Regions from separate parts of the Mus musculus genome. Here region 1 is linked to region 2. A link is a loop called in an ENCODE intact Hi-C map of the cell type or tissue named here. Cell type or tissue: left cerebral cortex. All regions are shown on one strand. Links, peaks and the distances in the headings refer to the core of each region. The heading gives the core; the rest is flanking DNA. Region 1 has its middle 38 kb from the start of Ppp4r3a. Region 2 has its middle 43 kb from the start of Catsperb.

Evidence for each region. A loop is a pair of places that touch in the nucleus more often than their neighbours do. Peaks named below come from ENCODE experiments on the same cell type or tissue, not always from the same donor. Only the 100,000 strongest peaks of a DNase experiment are listed, where the experiment ranks them.
Region 1: a loop joins it to region 2, with 9 times the contacts of the local background. A loop is called at or near these places in 10 of 42 quality-filtered maps.

Annotation. Positions count from the first base shown.
Region 1 is chr12:101,116,431-101,127,585 of GRCm38, forward strand. No RefSeq gene overlaps it. Among named protein-coding and RNA genes, the nearest start is that of Ppp4r3a, 38 kb to the left of the region's middle. In left cerebral cortex, for the core only: a CTCF peak has its summit at 6,737 (motif pointing right); a DNase peak (open chromatin) is centred at 6,757.
Region 2 is chr12:101,355,789-101,366,943 of GRCm38, forward strand. No RefSeq gene overlaps it. Among named protein-coding and RNA genes, the nearest start is that of Catsperb, 43 kb to the right of the region's middle. In left cerebral cortex, for the core only: a CTCF peak has its summit at 5,899 (motif pointing left); a DNase peak (open chromatin) is centred at 5,874.

The sequences.
Region 1 (11,155 bases), core at 2,205-10,204, 240 kb before region 2:
AAATCCATTTTAGCAAAGATTCCTGTTATTAATATGTTTTTCCTGCTATTACTAAACATATATAACAATCACTAGGCATTAGCCCACCTTTTTAAGCAGATCTCTGCAGATATATGAAGATGTACTATCTTGTAGTGATGCTATATAGACAAATAGGTAATTATTCTATAGAATTCCTGATTTGACAATTTTAGGAAGAAAGTTTTTAGAGATGGTCTTAGTTGCTTCACTAGAGAGATGTAATAAAGTTACAATCAGGAATAGAATATGCTCACTCCTCAGAATAGTAAGTAAAGGCTGAGCCAGTGCCCTGAGCAGACCTTGGGTACTAGCTCTGCACCCAGTCCTACAAAACCTAGAAGAAGCTCAACTCTCAGGCGCTCTAACACTCCCAGGATCATAGGTGAGGAGGCCACAACATCTGCCCCAACACTGGGAGTAACTGGGACCATTGAGATCCAGGGACTCAGGAACCCCTGTCTGGTCAGTGGCAGCGGGTTCCATCTGGTACCCTGAGCAGACCTTGGGCACTAGCTCCTCACCTAGTCCCACACACCCAGAGGAAGTTCGTCACTCAGGTGCTTTAACATGCCCAGGATCATAGGATCACAGGATCTCAGGAGCTTGGTCACACCAGGATCTCAGGGTCCCAGGGGCAGCTTGACTCCCAGGAGCTCTGACACACCCAGGATCTCAGGATAACAGGATTCCAGAATCACAGGGTCACAGAGACAGCTGAACTCTGAGGAGTTCTGACACAACTAGGATCACAGGAAGGACAGGCTCCAGTCAGATATAGCAATGGCAGGTAGCACAAGAGATAATCAGATTGCTAGAGGCAAGCCATAAGAACGTAAGAAACAGAAACCAAGGTTACTTGGCATCATTGGAATCCAATTCTCCCACCATGGCAAGTCCTGGATACACCACCACACAGGAAAAGCAAGATTTGGATCTAAAATCACTTCTCATGATGCTGATAGAGGACTTTAGGAAGGATATAAGTAACTCCCTTAAAGAAACACAGTAGAACACAGGTAAACAGGTAGAAACCCTTAAAGAGGAAACACAAAATTCCTTAAAGAATTTCAGGAAAACACAACCAAACAGATGAAGGAATTGAACAAAACCATCCAGAATCTAAAAATGGAAATAGAAACAATTAAAAAAAGTCACAAAGGGAGACAGCCCCGGAGATGGAAAACCTAAGAAAGAGATCAAGAGTCACAGATGTAAGCATCACCAACCAAATACAAGAAATAGAAGAGAGAATCTCAGTTGCAGAAGATACCATAGAAAACAGACACAACAGTCAAAGAAAATGCAAAATGCAAAAAGCTTCTAACCCAAAACATCCAGGAAATCCAGGACACAATGAGAAGACCAAACCTAAGGATAATAGGTATAGATGAGAATGAAGATTAACAATTTAAAGGGCCAGTAAATATCTTCAACAAAATTATAGACAAAAACGTTCCTAACTCTTTTAAAGAAAGAGATGCCCAGGAACATACAAGAAGCCTACAGAACAGTTTGTGCCAGAAAAGAAATTCCTCCTGTCACATAATAATCAAAACACCAAATGAACAAAACAAAGAAAGAATATTAAAAACAGTAGAGGAAAAAGGTCAAGTAACATATAAAGGCAGACCTATCAGAATTACACCAGACTTCTCACCCGAGACTATGAAAGCCAGAAGATCCTGGGCAGATGTCATACAGACCCTAGGAGAACACAAATGCCAGTCCAGGCTACTATACCCAGCAAAACTCTCAATTACCATAGATGGAGAAACCAAAGTATTTCATGACAAAACCTAATTTATGCAATATCTTTCCACAAATCCAGCCTTTTAAAGGATAATAAAGGGAAAACTCCAACACAAGGAGGGAAACTGAAGGAAAGGCCATCCAAAGACTGCCCCACTGTTGTAGACTCTAAATTACTGATGCTAACTCTCTGTGGTTAATTTTCCTGATTCTTGGAAGCCTCACCAAAGAGACTCCAATCTTGGGTACAGATGATTTGCTTCCGAATTTTTTTCCCTCAGAATCTTCCAGTTTCCCTCCAGCTCTTGGCAAGTGCAGTAAGCAGGCAGCTGATTTCTGTGCTGTGTGCCCCTGCAGCAAGCTCAGGGTTCCCTCCACCTCCATGGCTCCTCAGAGGGAATCCAGCCTGGCATTAAAATGACACTGCCCATAAAAACCCCCTTAATAAAAACACGCTGAAGAGCCAGATGCTAGCTTGTAACAGCCTCCCTGCATCTGCAACACCAAAACTAGTTCTCCCCTGATAAATGGCCAAGCTCTCCAGGTGCCTGTCCTTGGGACCTTAAAGAAATAACAAACTCTTGAGTTTCATGTGTTTTGCATATTGTATCTTAGGTATTCTAAGTTTCTGGGCTAATATCCACTCATTGTACAAACGAACCACATTTTCTTTATCCATTCTTCAGTTGAGGGACACCTGGGTTATTTCTAGCTTCTGGCTATTATGAATAAAGCTACTATGAACATAGTGGAGCACATGTCCTTGGGGTATGGTGAGGAATCTTTTGGCTATATGCCTAGGAGTGGTAGATCTGGGTCTTCAGTTAGAACTACTTCCAATTTTCTGAGGAACTGCCAAATTGATTTCCAGAGTGGTTGTTCAAGTTTGCTATCCCACCAGAAATGGAGGAGTGTTCTTTCTCCACACCCCCATTAGCATGTGCTATCCCTTGAATTTTTGATCTTAGTCATTCTGATGGGTGTAAAGTGGAGTCTCAGAGTCATTTTGATTTGCATTTCCCTGATGACTAAAGATGTTAAACATTTCTTCAAGTGTTTCTCAGCCTTTAGAGATTCCTCTGTTGAGAATTATCTAACTCTGTACCCCATTTTTAATTGTATTATTTGTTTTTGTTTTTGTTTTTTGCATCTAACTTTGGGAGTTCTTCATATATTTTGGATATTATCTCTCTGTCAAATGTAAGTTTAGTGAAGATCTTTTCCCAATCTGTAAGCTGCTGTTTTATCCTATTGACAGTTTCCTTCGCCTTATAGAAGCTTTTACATCTCATGAGGTCCCATTTATTAATTGTTGATCTTAGTGCCTGAGCCATGGGTGTTCTGTTCAGGAAGTAATCTCCTGTATCAGTGTGTCCAAGACTAAGCCCTCCCATGTTCATGGATAGGTAGGAAGAGTAAATGGTCATCTTACCAAAAGCAGTCTACAGATTCCATGTAATTCTCATCAAAATTTCAACACAATTCTTTACAGACCTTGAAGGAGCAATTCTCAACTTCATATGGAAAAACAAAAAAACCAGAATAGCTAAAATAAACCTGAACAATAAAAGAACTTAATAAAAGGTACCACTATCTCCGACTTCAAGCTGTACTCCAGACCAATAGTAATAAAAACTGAATGGTATTAGTATAGAAACAGACATGTTGATCAATGAAATCTAATTGAAGACCCAGAAATAAATCTACACACCCACAGACACTTGATTTTTGACTAAGAAACCATATAGTGGAAAAAAGAAAGCATCTTCAACAAGTGTTGTTAGCCTAACTGGATGTCTGCATGTAGAAGAATGCAAATAGATTAATATTTATCGCACTGCATAAAACTCAAGTCAAAGAGAATCAAAGACCTCAACATAAAACTAGATACATCAATAAATTCTATAAAGTTTTGCCTCAAAGTAATTTTATTTTACTTCTGATGAAATTATATCCGGATAAACCCATATTAAGTTGCAAATAACATAATTGAAAATACATTTAATCTTGGTTACCAATTTGACTGGACCTGTAATCAACTAACCTATTTCCATAATTAATTCAAGTGGGACTCACCAAAATCTGAATGCACCTTTGGGTAGCAGCCCAGATAAAAGGAGGTCCAGGAGAAAAACTTTTGTCTGCTTGCCTTGGCCTCTCATCTTCCTTCCTCTACCTTGGTCCTGCTGGCATCTTTTAGTAACATAAGAACCCAGCTTCTTTGGGTTCCAATGTGAAATAAAGACCAGTGGATCCCAAGGAATCTTCCAGCCTTTCAGTAGGATCCCAGATTGGGATTGCTCAGGCATCTAGATTCATAAACTATACTGCTACCAGGTTCTTAGCCTTTCCAGGGTGAAGACAGCCATTGTCATACTACCAAGGCTGTATGGTGAAAAAAAGTCTAATAACCTACTATTTATATATTTTAACTGGTTATATATACACATATATATTTCCAGTTTTGTTGTCTATCTGGAGAATTCTAAGTCATATAACACCCATCTTTTTCTCTCAGTGTAACTGCCATGTTAATTCCATTTTAATGTTTTGTCTTTTTTACTATTTTTGCCTTAATTTTTCTCTCCTGGTAACCTATTTCAGGATTTTAAAGTGTAAAGCAAGACACTGCTTTTAATGGGAAACAAATTATTCTTGGAAATGCACAGGACTTACCTTCTCATCTCTTACTCCTCTTTTCCTCCAGATCTGCTCACTCTGTAAAGGTAGTTAATGTGATAATTTCAATGAGAATGGATACCATATTTGAATACTTGGTCCCCAGTAGGTGGAAGTCTTTGGGAGGGACTAGGAGGTATGGCTTTGTTGAAGAAGATGTGTTTCTAGGGGTAGGCTTTGGCATTTCAAATGGTTCATGTGATTCCCACTAGCTTTCTATCTCTGCATAGTGTTTGAAGATGAGGATATAAGATCTCAGCTACTGCTCCAGACCCATGCCTGCCTGCTTTCTGCCATGTTTCCTGCCTTAATGGTCATGGACTCTAATCATTAAAACTATAAGCAAGTCCCTTATAAATACTTTCTTCTATAGGTTGCTTTGGTCATGGTGTCTCTTTACAGCAATATAAAACTAACTAACACAGTAACTTTTTCTGGGCAAGGTGGTGCAAGGCTTTAATCCCAGCACTAGAGAGATAGAGGCAGGAAGATTTCTATTAATTTGAGGCTAGGCTGATTTCATAGTTAGTTCTAGCATAGTGAGATGCTATCTCAACACACACACACACACACACACACACACACACACACACACACACACAGATCTTGAAGCCACCGAAGCATTTGTGTGTGTTTACATGTGCATAAACAGGGCAGAGGATAGGCAGGATTTCTGTTAGCTTAGAGGGCAAAGATTAGGCTGGACTGATTGGTCCACGAGTCCTACGGATTCTCCTGACCTGGCTTCCTAGCATTCGGATTACAGGCATGTGCCAATTCATCTGGCATTGTTCCATGAGTTCTCAGGACTCAACCCAAATCTTCATGTTTAGAGGGCAGATATTTTACTAACTGAGTTCTCTCTCTAACCATACAACCTCTTTTTTGGTGCTTTTAACTATTAATACTTCTTGAAAAGTGTGTACACTCCATGAGAAAAAGGATCACAAGAATCCTTAGTGAGTGGAATAGTGTGGAGCATATAAGAGGCCCCCAACAAATGTCACAGAATAAGAATGTACAATACTTTTTGTGACAACTATAGACAAGTTCAACCTAGGGCTGTCCTGTTTTATATTTTCTAAGTATTCTGCTTTGTCCTCCTACCCCCTTTTCATGCTTATTCAGTTTTTCTTTTCTGTTGCAGAGCTGGGTGTTGAACCCAAGCTTCATGCATGTCAGACAAGCTTGGTGGCTCTCTTCTCTATACTCTTCTACTTTCACATTTTAAGTGAATTATAATAAATTTACTTTAAAATATTTCTGATTGTAATATATATATAAATGATAATAAAATAGAAAGTAAAAGAAATTCTGAGCATTATATTCATTCATGTTAATTTGAGAAGTCCTATTTTGTATCATCTTCAGGTATGGCAAAAGTTTAGCTTTTGGGGATTTAAGAGGGCACTTCCGGTCTGGTAAGATGGCTCAGTGGGTAAGAGCACCCGACTGCTCTTCCGAAGGTCCAAAGTTCAAATCCCAGCAACCACATGGTGGCTCACAACCATCCATAATGAGATCTAACGCCCTCTTCTGGAGTGTCTGAAGACAGCTACAGTGTACTTACATATAATATAAATAAATAAATCTTAAAAAAAAAAAAGAGGGAACTTCCAGGACCCTCTACAGACAACAAAATCTGAGGATGTTCAAGTTCTTTACACATATAATAGCTTAGCATTAGGGATAGAGCAATGGCTTTATGGTTAAGAGCACCGACTGCTATTCCAGAAGACCCAAGTTGATTGTCAATTACATGATGGTTAACAACAGTCAATAAATACAGTTCCAGGAGATTTGATCCATTTTCTGACATCTGAAGGCACAGAAAATACATTACGTTTAGATTCATTTTATTATTTGTAATTATGTGAAGATGTGTGTGTCTGTACGTGGGTAAGAGCACCAGAGGTGTTGGTTCATCTAGTGCGGGAGTTACAGACAGTTAAGCCTGATGTGGTACTGGGAACTGAACTTGGGTCATCTGGAAGTACTCTTCACAACTGAGATGTGTCTTCAGATCCCTTTTCTCCCATTATTAACGGTCAAGTTGTTTTGTTTATTTGATCACGATGTTCTGAGAAATATTTACTCACATACTCACATTTTTATGTGTAGTATTGTTTTCTAAGAAATTGCATACTTTTCTCATTGTTCAGTGAACTTTTTAATAAAAAACTTTTAGCATTGTTTAGCAATGTTTAGCATTGGTAATCATATACTTGTTTCATATTTTAGATATTTGGAAATTAAGAAATTTTATCATTGATGTGTCTTATGACTATTGTCCACCAGGTGGCAGTCATACCATAGACATTGTCTGACTGTTTCGTAGCATTTCCAAGACCCCTCTACAGACACCAAAATCAGAGGGTATTCAAGTCCCTTACCATAGTTTAGCATTAGGAATGGAGAGATGGTTCTATGGTTAAGAGCACTTACTGCTCTTGCAGAAGACTCAAGTTGACTGTCAATTACATGGTGGTTAACCCATAAATCTAGTTCCAGGAGATTCTATCATTTTTCTGGCTTCTGCAGGCACATAAAGCTCACAATGCACAGACAGACGTGCAAGCAAAACATCCACACACATACAATAATAAATGAATAAATAGATAGGTCTTTAAAAATAATTCAGCATTTGCATATGACCTATGCACATTCTCATATATTATATTATATATTGCTAGCTATAAATTACCTAGTACAATGTCAACTCTGTATAAATAATCATTACACTTTATTGTTAGAAAATGACAAAAGCCAAGTTTTTCTGAATATTTTTAATCTTTAGAAGAATCTAAAATTTTGAAATCCATACATACCAATGGATAGTTGTTCTTTGTATTCACTGTAATATTGTCATCTCCCTCTCTCTTTCTTTATCTCATCATCTAAGGGTTGTAAGGGCTTTACAACTACTTGCATTTAGACTGGCAGAAGAATGGGTAACAGTTCTGTAGAGAACAACACTTGTGATATAATATTGTAACTACATTTAGTTACAATAACAATCATAGGTTTTACAAAAATTGTAGGGTGATGTGCTATTTATGGATATGTTAGGACACTTGCTAGGAGGGTAGAAAAGAGAATATCTTAGATCTTTAAACATCTAATCTGAGGTCAGAGCAGCTTTAAGGAAGAATTTTTTTTTTAAAAAGATTTATTTATTTATTATATGTAAGTACACTGTAGCTGTCTTCAGACACTCTGGAAGAGGGCATCAGATCTCATTACAGATGGTTGTGAGACACCATGTGGTTGCTGGGATTTGAACTCAGGACCTTTGGAAGAGCGGTTAGTGCTCTTAACCACTGAACCATCTCTCCAGTGGGAGAAAAATTATCAATCCATAGTACACATAAAATTAGAGATTCTACATAGGCCCATGTATGAAATCTGAAATAGCCTACCCACTAGAAGAGAGGAAAACAGCTTCATAATGTTGGGATAAGAAAATAGTTATTAAGTGAAATATAAGATACAAAAAGCACTATTAATAAAGGAAATAATAGATAATTTGAACTTGTAAAAATTAATAGCTTACCTGTGTCTGGAGCAGGCCCACAAGTTCTGGCTCCCCACCCAGTCCTGCAACACGCAGAGAAAGCTTGTCTCCCAGGAGTTCTGACAACCAGACTCTCAGGTGAGGCTTCAAACTCTGCCCAAATACCTGGCATAACTGGGACCCCTGGGACCCAGGGGATGCAGGAACACCCTCTCAGCAAGAGGCACATGATCTGTCTGGTTTGTACCTGCTCCCAGAGTGGACCCAGGGCTCTGGTCCCCCACCCATGCCTCTCAACACCCAGAGGAAGCTTGATTCTTAGGAGCTCTGGCACACCAGAATGTCAAGATCACAGGACCCCAGGATCCCAGAATCACAGGATCACAGGATCACAGAGATAGCTGGATTTCCATGAGTTCTGACACAACTAGGCTTATAGGAGGGTCAGGTTCCAGTCAGAAACAGCAAGGCCAGTTAGCACTAGAGATAACCAGATGGCAAGAGGCAAGCACAAGAACATAAGCAACAGAAACCAATGCTTCTGGACAACATCGGAACCTAATCTCCCACCACACCAAGCCCTGGATACTCCAACACATCTGAAAATCAAGATTCAGCTCTAAAATTCCATCTCATGAATATGATAGAGAACTTTAAGAATGCTATAAACAGCCCCCTTAAAGAAATACAGGAGAACACAGATAAACAAGTGGAAGCCCTTAAAAGGAAGCATATACATCTCTTAAAGAAATACAGGAAAACACAATCAAACAGGTGAAGGAACTGAAGAAAACCATGCAGGGTCTAGAGATGGAAATAGAAACATTAAAGAAAACACAAAGGGAGACAGCCCTGGAGATGGAAAACCTAAGAAAGAGATCAAGAGTCACAGATGTAAGCATAGCATCACTAACAGAATACAAGAGATGGAAGAGAGAATCTCAGGTGTAGAAGACATTGATAACAACAGTCAAAGAAAATCAAAAAGCAAAGAGCTTTAAGAAACCCAGGACACAATGAAAAGACCAAACTAAGATTAATAGGTATAGAAGAGGGTGAAGACTCTCAACTCAAAGGGCCAATAAACATCTTCAACAAAATTATAGAAGAAAATTTCCCTAACTTAAAGAAAGAGATGCCAAAACTAGGCGTGGTGGCACATGCCTTTAATCCTAGCACGTGAGAGGCAGAGGCAGGCAGATTTCTGAGTTCGAGGCCAGCCTGGTCTACAAAGTGAGTTCCAGGACAGCCAGGGCTATACAGAGAAATCCTGTCTCAAAAAGCCAAAAAAAAAAAAAAAAAAAAAAAAAAAAAAAAAAAAAAAAGAAAGAAAGAAAAGAAAAGAAAAAGAGATGTCAATAACATACAAGAAGCTTACAGAACACCAAAAAGATTGGACCAGAAATGAAATCCCTCTCTCCACATAATAATCAAAACACCAAGATAGACATATCAGACATACACCAGACTTCTCAACAGAGACTCTAAAAGCCAGAAGATTTTGGGAAGATGTCATACAGACCCTAAAAGAACAAAATGCCAGTCCAGGCTACTATACCCAGCAAAACCCTAAATTACCATAGGTGGAGAAACCAAGATATCCCACGACAAAATCAAATTTAAACATTATCTTTCCAGCCATCCAGCTATACAGAGGATAATGGAAGGAAAACTCTAACACAAGGAGAAAAACTACATGCGAGAAAAAGCAAGAAATTAATATCGTCATAACAAGCCCCAAAGAAGAGAACCATACAAACGTAATCCACCTCTAACAACAAAAATAACAGAAAGCAACAATCATTGGCCCTTAATGTCTCTCAACATCAATGGACTCATTTCCCCAATAAAAAGCCACAGACTAACAGACTGAATATGTAAACAGGACCCAGGATTTTGCTGCATACAGGAAACACACTTCATTGACAAAGACAGACACTACCTCAAAGTAAAAGACTGGAAAACAATATCTAAGCAAATGGTTCTGAGAAATAAGATGGAGTAGCAATTCTAGTATCCAATAAAATAGACTTTCAGCCAAAAGTGATTAAAAAAAAAAAGATGGGGAAGAACACTACATACTCATCAAAGAAAAAGTCACTGAGATGAACTCTCAATTCTAAATATCTATGCCCCAAATGCAAGGGTGTCCACATTTGTAAAAGAAACATTACCGAAGCTCAAAGCACACATTGAACCTCACACAATAATAATAGGAGACTTCAACACCCAGCTCTCAGCAATTGACAGAGCATGGAAACAGAAACTAAACAGAGACATAGTGAAACTAACAGAAATTATGAACCAAATGGACTTAACATATGTACAGAACTTTTCATCATAAAAAAATCATACACCTTCTCAGCACTGCACAGTACCTTCTCCAAAAGTGACCATATAATTGGATACAAAACAAGCCTCAATGCATAAAAGAAGATTGAAATAATCCCATGCATCCTATCAGATCACCACAGAGTAAAGCTGGTCTTCAATAACAACAAAAAGAAAAGAAAACCCACATAGACACAGAAGCTGAACAACACTCTCCTCAATGATAACTTGGTCAGGGAAGACATAAAGCAATTAAAGACTTTTTTGAATTGAACAAAAATGAAGGCACAACATACCCAAACGCATGGGACACAATGAAAGCACAGCTAAGAGGAAAACTCACAGCTCTGAGTGTCTCCATAAAGAAATTGGAGAGAGCATACACTAGAAGCTTAACAGCACATCTGAAAGTTCTAGAACAAAAAGAAACAAATATACTCAAGAGGAGTACACATCAGGAAATAACCAAACTCAGGGCTGAAATCAACCAAGTAGAAACAAAGAAAATACAAAGAATCAACAAAACCAGGAGTTGGTTTTTCCAGAAAACAAACAAGATAGATAAACCCTTAGCCAGATTAACCAGAGGGCACAGAGACAGGATCCAAATTAACAAAATCAGAAGTGAAAAAGGGAGACCTAACAACAGGAACTGAAGAAATTTTAAAAAATTACCAGATCCTACTACAAAAGCCTATACTCAACAAACTTGGTAAACTGAGATGAAATGGATAATTTTCTAGAGAGATTCCAGATATCAAAGTTAAATCAGAATCAGATAAACCATTTAAACAGTCCCATAATCCCCAAAGATATTGAAGCAGTCATTAAAAGTCTCCCAACCAAAAAAAGCCCAGGACC
Region 2 (11,155 bases), core at 1,615-9,614:
TAATAGAGATAGGACTTGAAAATAAGTGCCTAGGTCACAATATTATGAAATATTAATGTTAGAATACAAAGAAGCAATATTTAACACTCCAAGAGAAACACTATGGCTCACTTGGTGAAGTGCTTGTCAGGCATGCGTGAAGCCCAGGGTTATATCCCAGCACCACATATACCATGTATGTTAATGTACACTTACAGTCCCAGTACTTGGAAGGTCAAGGAAGGAGAAAAGAACCAATTCATGTAAGTTGTCCTCTGAGCTACACAACACACACACACACACACACACACACACACACACACACACACACACACACACACAAGTGTAAGAAAGAGTACGAAAAACCAAACCAAACAAATAAACAAAAGATAAGACTACTTTCATCAGAAATTTTGAATACCTGATTTGATATTTTGTGGTTTTCTTCTTGTCATTTATTCTTTTCCTTTGGCTAGCTTGCTATATGGTTAATAAACCCATCCATTCATAACCAAAAATACAACTATCATAGGTCATTCTCTGGATCTTTAAAAACAACGTAGTTTGGATGTTTCCAGGGTCCTAAACTTCATTTTTGGATCTTTGCAGGGTTCCACTTCAATAGCACTGGTTCTTTGGGAGGGATCAAGTAAATGCTATGCTATTACACTGCTGCCAACCATAAAGAGCAGCTGCAGTTACCTCAGGACTATGCACCACACTCCTGGCAGGCACATACCACCTGAAGACTGGATTAGCGGAGTTCACAAGGACAGTCAGGGTTTCAATATGATCAAAACTCTGCCGGTAAGAAATCTAGCTACAGCGCCTTTAAGAGAACAAGTGGTGTGTGTGTCTTGGGTGAGGCTTTGGCCATTCTGTTAGCATTTCTGGTCTGGTAGCTCTAGCATTTCCATCATTTTTCAAACCCTGGGTCATTTTGAGAACATGATGGTGGTGATTCATTTCTAGACTGTGAAAACTTTCTGAAATAATTGTTTTTCTCACTAACTTTTCTCATCACTAGTAATAAATTATTAATAGGATGATGGTATGATTATGGGCATCTGTTATACATGCAGCCATTTTGGTTTACAATAACTAGTCTCATGCTAATGGGTCTGATTGATTCTATTTCTCTTTGGGTTTGGGTGTTTTGCTTTGTTTGGTTTTCTCAGAAAAAGTCTCAAAATGTTGAACTTGAAGTTTCAATTCTCCTGTGAACAGTCTCATTTTAATATAATAATTTTTGCTTTTGTTTTCATAGTATCTGTGAGTCTTTTCCTTTTGTCTTCATGTATATAGAGATGGCTAGCATAAACACGTGGAAATAAGTGTGTGTGCAGGTATGTGTGTGCAGGTGTGCTTGGCCATGCAGGCTCATGTATAGGCCAGTAGTTAACAACACAATGTCTTCCTCAGTTGTTTCCCTGCATTATTTCTGAGGAAAGATCTCTCATTGAACCTAGATGTCATCACTTTCCCTAGATTGGACAACAATTCCCAGGATTGGTTTCTTTTGCACCCAGCATTGGGCATATAGGTTAGTGATACCACAGTTGGTTTGCACTTGGTTACCAAGATCCAAATGTAGGGTGGTGCTCACATTGAGTGGCAGACACTACCAATAGAGCCATCTGCCCAGCTTTTTATTTAGTTGTGGTGTTTTCTTGTTTGTTTTTTTTTGTTTGTTTGTTTTTGGTTTTTTTTGTTTTTGTTTTTAATGTGGGGAGGATGCCAGTGCTCCATGTTTAATGTTTTTTTTTATCAGCCAAGGGGACCAGATAACTCAATGGGATTTGGTGCAGAAGAAAGATCCATCAAACCGGTATCATTGACTAACCCTGTGCACAAAGCACATCATTAATCTACTATGATCAAGTTGAGGGCATTCTGGTGAAGGGTTCTGAATATCTTCCTTTTCATCCCTCCCAAAATCTGGGATACTTATTCTATTGTTATATATTATTCATGTTATATTTTAAAAATAAATTTAAGAAACTATTTTAAAATTATGCATAGTTGCAGCCTAGAGAAATTAAGGTGGTGCCTTATAATGTCAATTCAGAAGCTTTATTTGGCACATTTAGTGCAACTGGTAATTGCAAATTCTACTTGGCCTGTGTAGGTAAACAATATAGACTGTTACTTTGTTGGCCCTATGAAATTCTGCACTCTACCTACATGACTTAATACTCGAGTGCATTCTTTTCCTTTTTCCCCCATGCTCATTACGCCTTAATTCTGAGGTTAATATGAAGATAGAATATAATACTTTTAAAAATTGCAAATTTACATAGGAACTGATTTTCTAAAGTTGATGGCTGAATGTTAAAATGTTATTTTCACATCAATTATAATCTTGTCACAATCCACTTAATGAAGTTTGATTACATTTCAGTGAAAATTATATTCCAGAATAGGGTTTTTTTTCTTCCTGGGATGGGGGTAGATAACTTTACTACAATTAGTTCATATGGTGCAGAATTTCCTGCAAGTGTGCCATCTGTGATAATTTAAACATACTCAAACAAAGGTAAATGCACAAAATTGCTGCTGCTTAGATCACTGCAGCTTCTAGGACCCAGTTTCTTTTACTGATTTAAAGACAAAATGGAAAATATAATATAAAACATTGTGCCTGAAAAACAAACTAAAAATGAGCTGATGTACTACATCTAGTTCTGTGATGGAAAACAAATAATCAAAACTTGAAACTGATCTTACTGCATCACTGAGACTCTTCACTAAAAGTGTTTAGACACACTGCATTAACGTAATGAAACCTATTTTAAGTACTAAATGTCATTTTCACCTACTTACAAAATCCAAATTATATATCACAGAGTCAGGTCTCTGAAATTACAGAAACTGAGTGGGAGAGAATGTGAAGTGATGAAATACATTATAGTACCTGCAGCTGAAAGTGAAGTATTTGCTCAGAACGGTTGTATGGAAAAGACAAAACACTGATGAGGTGATGAATAATAACACATAGCCCTCTTCCTTTACTTAATCCCTTGCAGATAAACTACAGACCTCCATCCCACATGGGAATTTCTATTCCACTCACAGATAATTTTTATCATGCAGATCCTAGCAAACCCATACCGAGAAATCAATTTCACAAGTCAAAGGTAAATAATTTGTCTATAAATGAACTTCTGCAGTGTTTGGTTCATATTTTAAAAATCACTGTCCTCATTTAGATAGGTTAGCTGATATGGTACTTGCCATCAAGCCTGAATCTCAGATTGACCCTAAGGAAGTAGTAGAAGGAAAGAACTTCTCTGGACTCTATCCACACACCATAACAAACTCACCACACACACACACACACACACACACACACACACACACACACACACGCAAATTCACCACACACATGTATACTCATGTGCACACACACAAACACTCCATATATACTTAATACATGCATACATACTTACTTACAGTTTTTAAAGAGTATTTATACTGTAGATGGACACAGTTAGAGGACTCAGTGAGATATTTCAGCTATTTTTCATATTTCTCAAGGACTTCTGCTGTCCCCTTTTCAGCCACTGCATTTCACCTTCACCTATGCTCAGACACTACTTTCCAGCCAAGAAGTCTCAATGGACTCTCTCCTTGACTTTTCAGCTCCCAAATAAGTCTCAAAGGAGACAAATAGACAAAGAGCACTGTGCTTTCAAAGGAGAGAACTTACAACTTTATCTTAACTTCAACAATTACTTGTGCTAGCATAGGCACATTTAAACTCCTGCTACATCATGCTTAGAAGATAGGCTGTCTCCTTGGAACTGGACAGCCACCTATCTGGAGGTTAGAAGAGCATGATGGATCAGAGGGAAATGTTAGAGTTCAGAGAAAAGGGTACTTGGTGGTGAACCTCTGGTGTCTGATGTGTAAACAAACATAGACATACTACACCAAATTGGCATGTCTTTTGCTAAGAACTATTTGGTATCTTCCCATTACTTTCAAAGCAAAAGTGTGGCGTTTACATCATACCCGATTCTTTTGAGTGAGAGGCAGAAAGACAAAGCCTGAGTAGTCTCCCCTTAGGGATCTCCAGTAACTAAAATTGGAATCTTGACTATGCCACAGAAGAGCATTCCAGGATGAGGCAGACCCAGGGAGCGCTCAGTTTGGACAGTAAAGACAAGGAAGCCATGGGATATACCTTACACTTAACCATTGTTAAGCACTGTTGTTCAGAGACAGGGACCTTAAGTGTCATATTATTTCTGAAATGTATGAAACTACATTGTTAAAAGATGCGATTTACAACTATGTCAAAGATGAAGTAAAATTTAGCCTTACTCAAAGTTTTATAAGGAGGCTTTTTAAAAAGCTTGCTGTACTTGTTGATTTATCTCCCTTATATATTTCCTTTGGACTGATGTACTGGGAACAACATTCCAGCATGCTAGACAAAGACAGATGACTCTCTGTGAGATGTAAAGCCAAGGCCTTGACCAGTCTGGCTAGTCAAAGGAGAATTTCCTTTTGTAAATGAGATGTTAGGTGGTTTGTGCAGTTCATTGGTCAAGTTTCAGGGTGAGAATAGAGTGCTAATATAGTTAAACTCAAACATCACACGACTTCTGGTCCTAAGCAAACAAAGCCCACTATTCCTAAATTCTGCTGTGACAGGCCATGCAGAAAAAGGATTATTGTCTCTGCTCTAAATCCAAGTTGTAGTTTGATTTTGCCAGGTGTGTTGAAGTTCTAGACACTAAGCCAAACAGAAATCCATATCAGGTTCTGGGACGAGAGACCTCCCCTTCTCCTTGCCCTGTCTTTTCATCATGCGTCAACATGACAGCCAACGCGCACCGCCCCCCCCCCCCAAGCTCACTCTAGCCTAGGCATGTTGGCCTCTTTTCTGTTTCTCTGATATGTTCCCAAGTCAGGCCTTTGCAGCTGCAAGAACACCCCTTCATCTTCTGTCACATGTCACACCCCATTGTGACCAGAAGTTCTGCTCTAAACAGTGAGTCACTAAGACACTGAGTTCTCCAACTACAATTTCTTTCAAAGATAAGAACCTGTCTTCTTACTATGCCAAGTTCCTCCATTGACATAAGTTGTTTTTGCTTAGATATCCTTACTTTCCTTTGATTCCTCCTGTTGCTTTATACCTTGGACCATCTGCCTCTAGACCATGCTCAGCCTCATGGGTTGGGGATGGGGTGGCAGAGAATCAATGGCTTAGACTCCAGGAGCAGGTGAGAACTCCACAGCAAGCTCATGAGAATACTTCCAAAATCTCCTTTATTAGTTCCCCTGGAACACCCTTTATACCTTCAACCTGTCTCCCATTGGACAACCTTGTGCACACAAGTCAGAGAAACTTACTGTGAAAGGAAAAGTCATAACAAGGAAATTGTGTCTTTTTTGCAATGTTTATGAATAAAATGTCCATGAATAACCTGAAAGAATTATGCAGAAATATCGTTTCATTACAATTTTCTTCATCTCATCTCCTGGATAAGCACTTTATGAAAATCTACACCCCCAATGCCTCTTATCTTATCATTAATGAATTTTCTTCTAAAATTCTTGAAACTTTATTATTCAGAGAATAAATGTTTTCTAAACACTCATTTTGGAAAAAACTACAAATTATAAAAACAAGTCAACATTTGTTGCTTCTGCCTACAGGAAACTGGCAAATACAAACAGTGTGCTAATGTTACCAGTCGGGCAATGTGCAAGTGCTCAGAACATCAAAAGTTTTCCCATGCTGTTGCTTTCTCAGATTGCAAAGAAAAGGTAAAGCAATTTGTATTACCTCATGATGGAATGGCTTCCTGTTCCTGTGAGGGGAATTGTGCCTTTTAGTTAGACATAACTGCTCACAACCTGCTATTACTCCAGTTCTTGAGATCTGATGCCCTCTTCTGGCTTCCACTGGCAGTGTATTGACTCAGCTTAGAGACAAAAATCCATTTACATAAAACCAATGTTTTTTTAAAAAAACAAAATAAAATTTCACATGTGGAAATAACATCTACTATGACCTAGAACTATGACACCACTGAAAGGATCTGACTCTTGTACATGGAAGAGTTAGTTATCTAAACTTATCTCTAATGTAAAACAAAAATACCTACTCTGAACTCTTTGTTGCATGCAACACTATAAAGAAAGATACATGTATATTAGCGCACACACAATTAACACTAGTAATAGTAATATTAATAAATTAATTTAACTCACTCAAATTCATTTTGGTTTGTTGGATATTATTCCCTTTCCTGGTTTCCCCTCTGAAACTCTCCTATCCCAGCTCCCCTCACCCAGCTTCTATGAAGGTGCTCCCCAAACCCATCCACTCCTACCTCACCACCCTGGCATTCCCCTACACTGAGAAATCGAGCCTTCACAGGACCATGGGCCTCTCCTCCCATTGATGCCAGACAATTCCATCCTTTGCTACATATGTGTCTGGAACCGGGTCCCTCCATGTGTACTGTTTGGTTGGTGGTTTAGTTCTGGAAGCTCTGGAGGGATCTGGTTGGTTAATATTGTTTTTCTCTCTATGTGGTTGCAAACCCCTTCAGTTCTTCAGTCCTTTCTCTACCTCCTCCATTGGGATTTCCAGGCTCAGTCCAATGGTTGGCCATGAGCATCTGCCTCTGTACTTGTCAGGCTCTGGGTTTGGTGTCTGTATATGGGATGGATCCCCACGTGGGGCAGTCTCTGGATGGCCTTTCCTTCAGTCTCTGCTCTATACTTTGTCCCCATATTTCCTTTAGACAGGAGTCATTCTGAGTTAAAAGTTTGGAGATGAGTGGGTGGCCCCACCCACCAATTGGGGGCCTTGACTAACCTCTGGATATGGTCTCTACATGTTCTCCCTCTCCTTGAGCATTTCAGTAAATCTCATTCCTGTTGGGTCCTGGGATCCTCTTGCTTTCCTGGCATCTGGGCCTTGTTGGTGGCGACCCCAGTTCCCCATCCTTCATTGCTCAACATGTCTGTTCAAATTCCTGACCCTCTGTATATCATCCCTGTCTTTCTCCTTCCATACCTGATCCTGCCCCATTTCCCCCGCTCCCACTCCTTTCTTCCTCCCAAGTACCACTTCTACTAGTTTACCTGTTTTCTCCTGTATTTCTTTATGGGAGTTATTTATGTTCTTCTTAAGATCCTCTATCAGCATCATGAGATGTGGTTTTAAATCCAAATCTTGCTTTTCTGGTGTGTTGGGGGTATCCTGGACTTGCTGTGGTGAGAGAACTAGGTTCTGATGATGCCAAGTAACCTTGGTTTCTGTTGCTTAGGTTCTTGCACTTGCCTCTTGCCATCTGGTTATTTTGGTGTTAGTTGGTCTTGCTGTCTCTGACTGGAGCCTGTCCCTCCTGTGTGCCTGTGACCTTATGCTCTTAGTTATGTCAGTACTCCTGGGAGACCAGCTCTCTCTGGATGGGATTTGGATGTGGAGAGCTGTGTCACAGGATTAGCTCTGAGGCACCAATGGCAACTAGAAGGACCCTGCCCCTAGCTGTTTCCTGGTTCTTGTGTCCTGTGTGCTCCTGGTAGGTCCCTCTTTGGCCATTTACTGAATCAAAACTGGTGGTTACTCATCTGTGCTCTCTCATGTGATTTAGCAGTGCCTCTTCTGGATATACATTCTAAGGACTTAGTCAATACACCACAGAGATGTATGCTCACACATGTTTATTGCTGCAGTACTCACAATCACTAAGAAATGAAACTATCTTAAATGCTCATGGATAGACAATATTTGTCCAAGAGCATTTTTCAGCACTAAAGAAAACAAGACATGAAATCATGATATTTTCAGGAAAATACCTTTTGATGGTACTGCAGATCATCGTGTTTAGGGAAATAAGTCAGGCTTAGAAGAGGAGTACTGTGTTTTTCCTCATATGAAGACTACACTTAAATTTATATTGGGGGAGTAGAAAGTAGAAAAGCAACCACATAAGAGGAGTAGAAGATCTTCAATTGTGGTAGACAGATAAGAGTATTTCTGTGACACAAAAGCAGAAAGAAGCTCTGCTTGGGGAGAAGAAGGTTATTTCAGAGAAGAGGGTGCAAAACAAAAACCCAATGTACAATGAGAGTTAGGGAAGATAAGTTCCTGATATGTATATGTAAGATTATGTGTGTGTATAAGAAAACTACATAGTGACACATATCACTTTGTATATTAACTTCAGAGTTTTTAAAAGTTATGAATCTCATTACTATGTATGCTGCCTTGGAATTTTCAAGAATTTGGTTGTGATAGACCATTTCCATGTCTGAAAGGCAGTGATCCTAAGAGTCATTCCACTTAGAATAGCCAAGGTTCTGCAAACATTTCATTCATTTCCTGGCCAGAAATGATAGTATTGAATTTTCCATTCTTATACGCATTCATGGAATTTGTATTTTAGGTTCATCGTTTCAAGTTTCCAGTCACACAATACCCAGTTGTTTTGGAAATTTTCAGTGAAAGAGATAAAGTCTCCGCAGAACCTCCATATTTAGTTACCATGACTGAAGTGAATATGAGGAAAAACTGGCAACTAAGTATGGCTTTCTCCCTCCTCTGCTTATCTTACAAGTCATTCTCTTATTAGTGGTTTTCAAAAATGAGTGGATTGCAAAGCCTGTTCACATGAGAAATAGCCAGGAGAATTTGGAAAAGGAGTTGAGTCACAGGCATGTTCACATTCACCATTGTCATGTTCTTTTTTGTTCCCATCACATCTGGTATACTGAATTCAATTGACTAAGATCATTTTCTTATATGAACTCAGGACTGGAGATATTGCTCAGTATTAAAGGAGTATATTGCTCTTATAGAGAACTCAAGTCAAGCAACTCACATAATGTCTGTAACTCCAGCTGCAGGGCGTCCTATGTCTCTACCCACATACAAAAATAATTAAAAACAAATATTTAGCAAATAATTTGCCAGAAACAAATGAATCTGAAAGTCATGTTGTAGATTAGTAGCAATGATGATTGAGTTCGTGCTCTGTACCTGTTGTATGTATCTTTACTAATCACTATCACAGCAGTTACCAAAATGTTCTAAGTGTTTGCATGTAGTCTGCAGGATATGTTTCTAATTATGTAAGTAAAGTTTCACAAAGATTTTCTTTTTAGTTGAATGTGGTAACACACAGTTATAATCCCAGCAATTGGTGGGTAAAGGAGGGAGAGTCAGAAGTTCAAGGTCAATTTCAGTTCTATAATGAGATAGGAGCAGCCTGGGCTACATTAGACATTGTTCCAGAAAGAAAGAAGAAGAAAAAAAAAAGGAAAGAGAAACAAAGAGAATGGGGATTTTGCAGTAAAAGATCTAAAAAGAAACAGGCACATTTTACAACATAAAAGGAAATTTATTTAAGTTCAGTTTTACTCCAAAGATAAAATTTTTACTTGTGTGAATATTTTTAGGTAATTAATAGATAAATCAATAAACAGATACCTACATACCTACATACATGTACACACATACATATACACACATACATGTACACACACACACACACACACACACACACACACACACACACACACACACACGGAGAGAACATCTGGGACAAAACTCAGTGGTAGAATGCTCATCCAGAATGCTTAAAGCCCTAGGTTCAATTCCCAGTGTTGCCCAAAAAAAAAAAAGACAGGAAGATGGCAGAGAGGTCTTGTGAAGTGAGTAGTTGAACTGAACCAAAATTTGATTAGCCACCACTATATCACTCACTAAGTTTGCAGACATTTCAGTGAGTCTTACTCTGACAATATAATGCTTTCTTGAAATGAAAACTCCAGTCATGAAAATAAAGCTCCCATTTTTCATAATTAATAGTCCCAGTTTCTGTGGTTCCCTGGTTTCTCTTGCCAGGTTTGGAGAATTGACTTTTAAATATGTAAGCATTTTAAAAGCAGAGTGTTTAATTAGCGAGTTAGCAGTGGTGGCAGTATTCCCAAGGGAAATCATCTAAGAAGACAGTCAGAGCTTGAATTATTTTTTTTAAGCTCCTGTCGCAATTACATTACTGTGGTTTAAAACACCTATACCAGCTTTCTTATTTAGAAAAAAAATGAAAATTTAGGCGGGGAGAGCTATTTACTTCTCTTGGAGAATGCTTTAGTGATTCTATTGTACAAGTTTACTTACATCTTAGTCAAATCATTTCCCCACCACTATGAAAAATGTAAAGTATATTCATGTCAGGAATGGTTTCTTATAAATCAGAAACTAGAAAAAAGAACTCAGTCTGAAGCAAAGAGAGCAGAAGCCCTTTGCTTAATGACGGCCATATTGGAGCAATGTGAGCAGTTAAGTGAATTCTACCTGAAGAGAACTGAGTATGTAGTTTGGTGGTAGAGTTCTTGTCTACTATGAACAAGGCACTGGGCTTCCATTCCCCGGTACCAGAATATCTTTACTTTTGATGAATATGGGTGTTTTATCTGTATGTCTGGGCATCACTTGCACACCTGGTACCCTCAGAAGCCAGAGGAGGCCAAGAATCAAATCCCCTAGAAGTGGTGTTGCAGATGGTTGTGAGTTGCCACATCGGTATTGGGAGTCAAACCCAAGTCCTCTACAAGAATAGGCAGTGCTCTTAATCACTCAACCATATCACCAGCCCTAAGCATCAGACATGATTTGAAAATAAAAATAAACAATTTTCCCTTGGGCCCATACCTACACTTGGGTCTGTATTATATTCTGCAATTCTTTGAGATGTCCATACGTATGCTGTGGGTATTTTTACTGTCTTCTAGGTGTCTCTTTTCTTCTCTTAGCTGTTCTTCTTTAGTTTATATTAAATTATCCTGGGGAAACACAATTCTAAAGATACTTACAACTCAAAACTAAGAGCATGAGTTCCTTAGTCATGTCACATGATAAAATATTTTGTTGTACCTTCATGTAACAGTAAGATATGAAAATATAAGTGTGCTTAAAATGTATTTCCTGTATTTCAGAACACAGTGAGACAGAAAATGTTAAGAAAATGAAGAATTACTTAGAGCCACTGCTTAAGACTCCAGTGTATAATCCTTTAGGTCTCAACATAACAATACAGGTAAGTTGACAGCATTATCATTTTTACCATGTATAGTTCAAAGTAAAGCATGTATGCTAAAGTAAGATTGAAAGATTACAAGCTTGAGCTCTTTGTATATATTG